Regions from separate parts of the Homo sapiens genome. Here region 2 is linked to region 1. A link is an interaction called in ENCODE POLR2A ChIA-PET data of the cell type or tissue named here. Cell type or tissue: PC-9. All regions are shown on one strand. Each heading gives the region's core, and the rest is flanking DNA. Links, peaks and the distances in the headings are about the cores only. Region 1 overlaps LOC105373929 (a long non-coding RNA gene). Region 2 overlaps GIGYF2 (GRB10 interacting GYF protein 2).

Region 1 (2,922 bases), core at 126-2,625:
TGTGATGGTTAATTTCATGTGTTAACTTGACTGGGCCAAGGAATGACCACATAGCTGGTAAAACACGATTTCTGGGTGTGTCTGTGAGGATGTTTCTGGAGAAGATGAAGATCGGAGTTGATAGACTAAGTGAAGATTCACCCTCACCAGTGTAGGTGGGCATCATCCATCCATTAAGAGCTGAACAGAACAAAAAGGCAGAGTAGGGGCAAACTTGCTTTGTCTTCTTGAGCTGGGATATCCATCTTCTCCTGCCCTCCAACACTGGAGCTCCTGGTTCTCGATCCTGGTTCTCAGGCTTTAAGACTCAGACTGCATTTCCCAGGCCCTCCAGCTTGCAGGCGGCAGATGGTGGGACTTCTCAGCCTCCGTAATCACCTGAGCCAATTCCCATAATAAATCTCCTCATATATATACATATATGCTGGGTCAAAGAGTACATGATATTTGATTTGATAAATATTGCCAAATTGCTCCCCAGGTTACGCTCTCACCAGCAATGCATGTGTTTTATCTCAGCTCCACAAAGAGAATATATTATAAAATTTAGATTTGTGCTAATCCGATAGGTAAAAAATGATATTTCAATGTCATTCTTTTTATGAGTGAAATTGAGTTTCTTTTCATATATTTAAGGACAATTTGTGTTGGGTTTTCTGTTCGTAACTTGACAATTTTTCTATTGAGTTGGTGGTCTTTTTCTTATTGACTAACGGGAGTATTTTATATATTAAGGAGATTATCCCTTTGTTTGTAATATGAGCTTGACCAGAGCAGGAACCAACACAATCAAATGAGGAGTCCCGGATGGCTTACCCAATGTTATAGGATGAGGCCTTTACCGTGCTGGTGGCTGAGGGTGGGCGAGAGAGTCAAAGATGAGTTGTATCTGAACAGGAAAACCTGTTGTTCTGCAGGCAAGCTTGGCTCTAAAGTGGCTGCCTATATAAGTTATTTTGGAGCCTCCAGGATATAAGCAGCCCAGGTACCAAGAAGGTGATGCAAGCATTTTGCCTCTCCTCCTAGTGGGAGGAGTTCCAGCTGCCTCCTGCTGGTGGGGACTGATGACCTGTCCAGCTCCACTGTCTCTTGTCCCTCTGGACTGGGTGAATGAGGATTCTGGCCATGAATTGCTGATTTGCTTAGTTCTGTCCTCCGTCTAATGAGCATTATCTTCTATGGACAGTCCTTTGCTCTGGTCTGCTGGGGTGTCAGGTGATTTTATTTGCTCTCCTTGAAATCACTGACCAGCAGCACTGCAAGTGTTCTTTCCAAGCTTGTCTTGTTTTGCCCAACATGTTTTTGCATCCAAAGTCTTGTTGCTATGTATCTGAATGAATCAGTCTTTCTTTTTATGGCTTCTGGAGACTGACTCATACTTGAAAGCCCTTTCCTGTAAAACCTGGATCTATTTATAGAGAAGACTAAAGGTTTGAAAGAGCCATAGGGCAGGGGGTGGGGAGATGGAAACCCACTACACCTGCACACAAGGATGCTCGGGGAGTGCCGAGGGCATGGATTGGTGGCTCAAACCAGGAAGGAACTAATCCAGTCTGGATCCCCAGGTTCAGGAATTGGCAGAGCTGGTGGGCTGGAGACAGAGGGCACAAGCTGGAGAAGGCCCCAGTCACGGTACCTGAAGTGATTGGCCAAGGGGCCTCAGCAGGTGAGGGAGGTTATGGCAGTGTAACAGGGAGGGTTAGGGGTTCTGGGGGCCCTAGTGAGGCAAACAGCAGGTAGCATAAGAGTCAGAGAAGAAGATGACTAGAAGGAAAGTGATTCCAGAAAAAGCAACTTCAGGTGATGGCAAAGGCCAGAGGACAAGCACGGGAGAGGATGGCTGGTAGGCCGGATGCTTTAGGCCAAGGAACCACGAAGGCAGGGAGGTATGGGTCCGGGATGTCTCCCAGGATGATGATGTGTTGAAGCTCAAAGGAAGACCAAAGCCAGGGTTAAAGCCCGCCATCACCATCGCTTAGCTCAGCACAGCTTAGTCCCGATGGTGCCTTATAATCGGCAGGGTCTGGACCCGGCACTCATGATTCCAGTGTCAGCTGCAGTTATAAATTGCTGTCCTAACTTATGTCCCTGTTAAGCTTTCCACTGAAGTAAGGAGCATGAATTAAATGCAAGAGACCCTGTCATTTCATCTTAGGCCTAACCACATGGACTTCCTAGCCTTTTCCTGGTGCCTCAACAATCACAGGGCAGCCCAGTGCAGGTGCAGGTGCTAACAGCCCAGACCCGATTTCCTAGTCCCGGCTCTGTTTCTGCTTAGTTGACATCACTTGCAGCCTCAGGGCGGATCCAGGATGAGCTTGGGCGCAGAAGGGTCATTCTGGCAGCACATCAGCTCATCTTGATGAGTCCAGTGTCAAGCAGCAAAATGCCTGCCAGGTCAAGGGTACGTGGAGATGAAAGACTCTGAAGTCATCAGGGATAATTGCCGTTTACTGTAGCCTCCCAGCAACCTACAACATTAACTACCACCATCACAGCCTTCAAAACTGCATGAGACTAGAATGAACCATGTAATGCTGGATTAGAGTAGAACGTAGCCTACAATCATGTTTAATAGACACACACACACAGATAGATACAGACATATAGATATGTGGGTATATGGGGGTTAATATAGGTAGACATATTCCCTAGATTTGTCCTCTGAGACAGACTAGAGGCAGTGACACCCAGTAGCAATGAGTACACCTTACACCCAGATCTTGAGACGGGGTCTCTCTCGCTGTCGCCCAGGCTGGAGTGCAGTGGCGTGATTTTGGCTCACTGCAACCTCTGCTTCCTGGACTCAAGTGATTCTCCTGCCGCAGCCTCCCAAGTAGCTGAAACTACAAGCACATGCCACCATGCCTGGCTGATTTTTGTATTTTTTGTAGAGATGGCATTTTGCCATGTTACCCAGGC
Region 2 (2,922 bases), core at 139-2,638, 190 kb after region 1:
ACTTGTTCAGAAATTTCTATAAAGGAGCTTAAATTTTGTTACTAAGTGATTATTTACACAAAATAATTTCTTTTTTTTTGTTTGTTTACTAAGTCAGATCTAGGTGTTTTTTTGTTTGTTTGTTTGAGATGGAGTTTAGCTCTTGTTGTCCAGGCTGGAGTGCAATGGTGCGATCTTGGCTCACCGCAACCTCTGCCACCCGCTTCAAGTGATTCTCCTGCCTCAGCCTCCCGAGTAGCTGGGATTGCAGGCATGCGCCACCATGCCCAGCTAATTTTTTTTGTATTTTAGTAGAGACGGGGTTTCTCCATGTTGGTTAGGCTGGTCTCGAACTTCTGACCTCAGGTGATCCGCCCGCCTCGGCCTCCCAAAGTGCAGGGATTACAGGCGTGAGCCACCACGCCCAGCCTCAGATCTAGTTTTTTACTTGTAGTATCAATAAAATTTACTTACGTACCAGTAACAATTACATACAAGGATCAAAAATTTAGCTCCCTGAAATTCAGCATCCCTGAAATTAAATGGATAGGATTTTCTCATAACATGATCACATTTTTAAAAAGCCTGTTTAGGGCAACAGTTGGAAATAAGTGATGAAGAAACTGAATAAATTATACAGAAGTGCCCTTCTACATAATTTACTAAGAGGTCAAGGCAGAAGGATCACTTGAGGCCAGAAGTTCAAGACCAACCTAAACAACATAGCAAGACCCCCATCTCTGCAAAAATTAAATAAAATGAAATTTTAAATTTAGCTGAGTGTGGTGGCATGTGCCTGAGGTTCTAGCTACTTACACGAAATAATTTCTTTTTTTTTTTTTTTTTTTTTGAGACGGAGTCTTGCTCTGTCACCCAGGCTGGAGAGCAGTGGCGTGATCTGGGCTCACTGCAAGCTCCACCTCCCAGGTTCATGCCATTCTCCTGCCTCAGCCTCCTGAGTAGCTTGGGACTACAGGCGCCCGCCACCGCGCCCGGCTAATTTTTTCTATTTTTAGTAGAGATGGGGTTTCATCGTGTTAGCTTGATCTGACCTCGTGATCTGCCCGCCTTAGCCTCCCAAAGTGCTGGGATTACAGGTGTGAGCCACCGCGCCTGGCCACAAAATAATTTATAAAAGCTGCAATATGGTTTTTGATATATCAGATATTACATAATAACTACAATAGATTTAGATTATGACTTCTCTGGTAAACCAAGTGATATAGTTTGGATGTTTGTCCCCTCCAGATCACATGTTGAAATGTGATCGCCAGTGTTGGAGGTGGGGCCTGGTGGGAGGTGTTTGGGTCATGAGGGTGGATCCCTCATCCCCTCCCCACTGTAATGAGTTCAAGAGTCTGGGATCTCTGTCATCTTTCTTGCTCCCTCTCTCACCATGTGACATACTTGCTCTCACTTCACCTTCCACAATGAGTAACAGCTTCCTGAGGTCTCACTGGAAGCCAGACAGATGCTGGTGCCATGCTTGTATAGTCTGCAGAACCACGAGCCAAATAAACAACTTCTTCTTCTTTTTTTTTTTTTAATAAATTACCCAGCCTCAGGTATTCCTTTATAGCCATGCAAAATGGACTAATAAACCAAGGAAAGCCAGAATATAGTTCTGACATTCCAGACACGTCCTGCAGGTAAGAGCAAGGTCATAGATAATAAAACCCTTGCTTGGTGGTTCAAAACAGCAAACATTTATTATCTCAGTTTCTGTGGGTTGGGAATCTAGAAGCAGCTTAGCCTAGCTGGGTGGTTCTGGCCCAGGGTTCTTGTAAGGCTGCACTCAAGGTGTCAGCCCATGCTGCAGTCTCTCAAAGCTCAACTGGGGTTTGATCCACTTCCAGACTCACTCATGTTTCTGGTGGTAAGTCTCAGTTCTTTGCCATGCAAGCTTCTCCACGAGGTCTGTGTCACTACATGGCAACTAGTGTCCTTCAGAGAAAGTGTCCAAGATGGAAACTACAGTCTTCTTTAATATTTTAAGTGGCATCTCATCACTTCAGCTGCATTCTGTTAGTCCAGCTTATAATTGGGGGTAGAGGATTCCACAGAGATCAGCAGTCAGGGATTGTTGGTGAGCTCTTAGAGGCTGTCCACCACAATAAGAAAGCAGCAGATCATGTCTTCCATTCTCCCAAGATATTTTATCTTTCAGTAGAATGATACCTAGTAGCAGACTAACAACCATATGGACAAGCAGGATGCTGAATCTCAATATATGTAAGATGGAATATAACAGAATGACCAGAAATTAGAATTTCATTTTCATATGCTGTTGTTCAATTATTTTTTCACTTTTAGTATGGATTAATTAAAAGGATTGAGTTTGTCATTATGAGAACTTGAACTTTTATTGTTATAAACTGAGGACATCAATGTATGTTATTCTGGATTTTCAACTATTTTGATGTGAGATTTTATAAATGTTATGAGTTATATATGTTAGCACATGTGGAATGGTGACTGAAGAATTTGTTTGCACAATTTAGAATGATCTTGTCCTTTTAAAATACCAGTTTAGTTTACTTGGTATACCAGGCTCTCTTTTGACATTAATGTAACTTTTGAGACATTAGGTTAGACATAGCTTAGCTTTAAATTCTGTCCAAAAGCAATTTATGGTATGCCTGTATTGTATTAGGTGCTAGAGTAAATGAGGTTATACTACTTTTCAATTTTTTTTTTTGAGACGGAGTCTTGCTCTGTCACCCAGGCTGGAGTACAGTGTCGCGATCTCTGCTTACCGCGACCTCCGCCTCCTGGGTTCAAGCCATTCTCCTGCCTCAGCCTCCTGAGTAGCTGGGATTACAGGCACTTGTCACCACACCCAGCTAATTTTTGTATTTTGAGTAGACATGAGGTTTCACCACATTGGCCAGGCTGGTCTCCCAACTCCTGACCTCGTGATCCACCTGTCTCGGCCTCCCAAAG

The links. Peaks named below come from ENCODE experiments on the same cell type or tissue, not always from the same donor. Only the 100,000 strongest peaks of a DNase experiment are listed, where the experiment ranks them.
Region 2: POLR2A ChIA-PET joins it to region 1 with 11 read pairs; 4 of 35 experiments call an interaction of 5 or more read pairs at or near these places.

What each region holds. Positions count from the first base shown.
Region 1 is chr2:232,591,825-232,594,746 of GRCh38, forward strand. The region is part of intron 3 of LOC105373929 (a long non-coding RNA gene); the gene reads right to left. Among named protein-coding and RNA genes, the nearest start is that of EFHD1, 40 kb to the right of the region's middle. In PC-9, for the core only: a CTCF peak has its summit at 1,053 (motif pointing left); a DNase peak (open chromatin) is centred at 1,357; H3K4me3 peaks cover 339 bases; H3K27ac peaks cover 2,175 bases.
Region 2 is chr2:232,783,579-232,786,500 of GRCh38, forward strand. The region is part of intron 8 of GIGYF2 (GRB10 interacting GYF protein 2); the gene reads left to right. Among named protein-coding and RNA genes, the nearest start is that of KCNJ13, 8.5 kb to the left of the region's middle. In PC-9, for the core only: no CTCF peak of the experiment used is centred there; no DNase peak of the experiment used is centred there.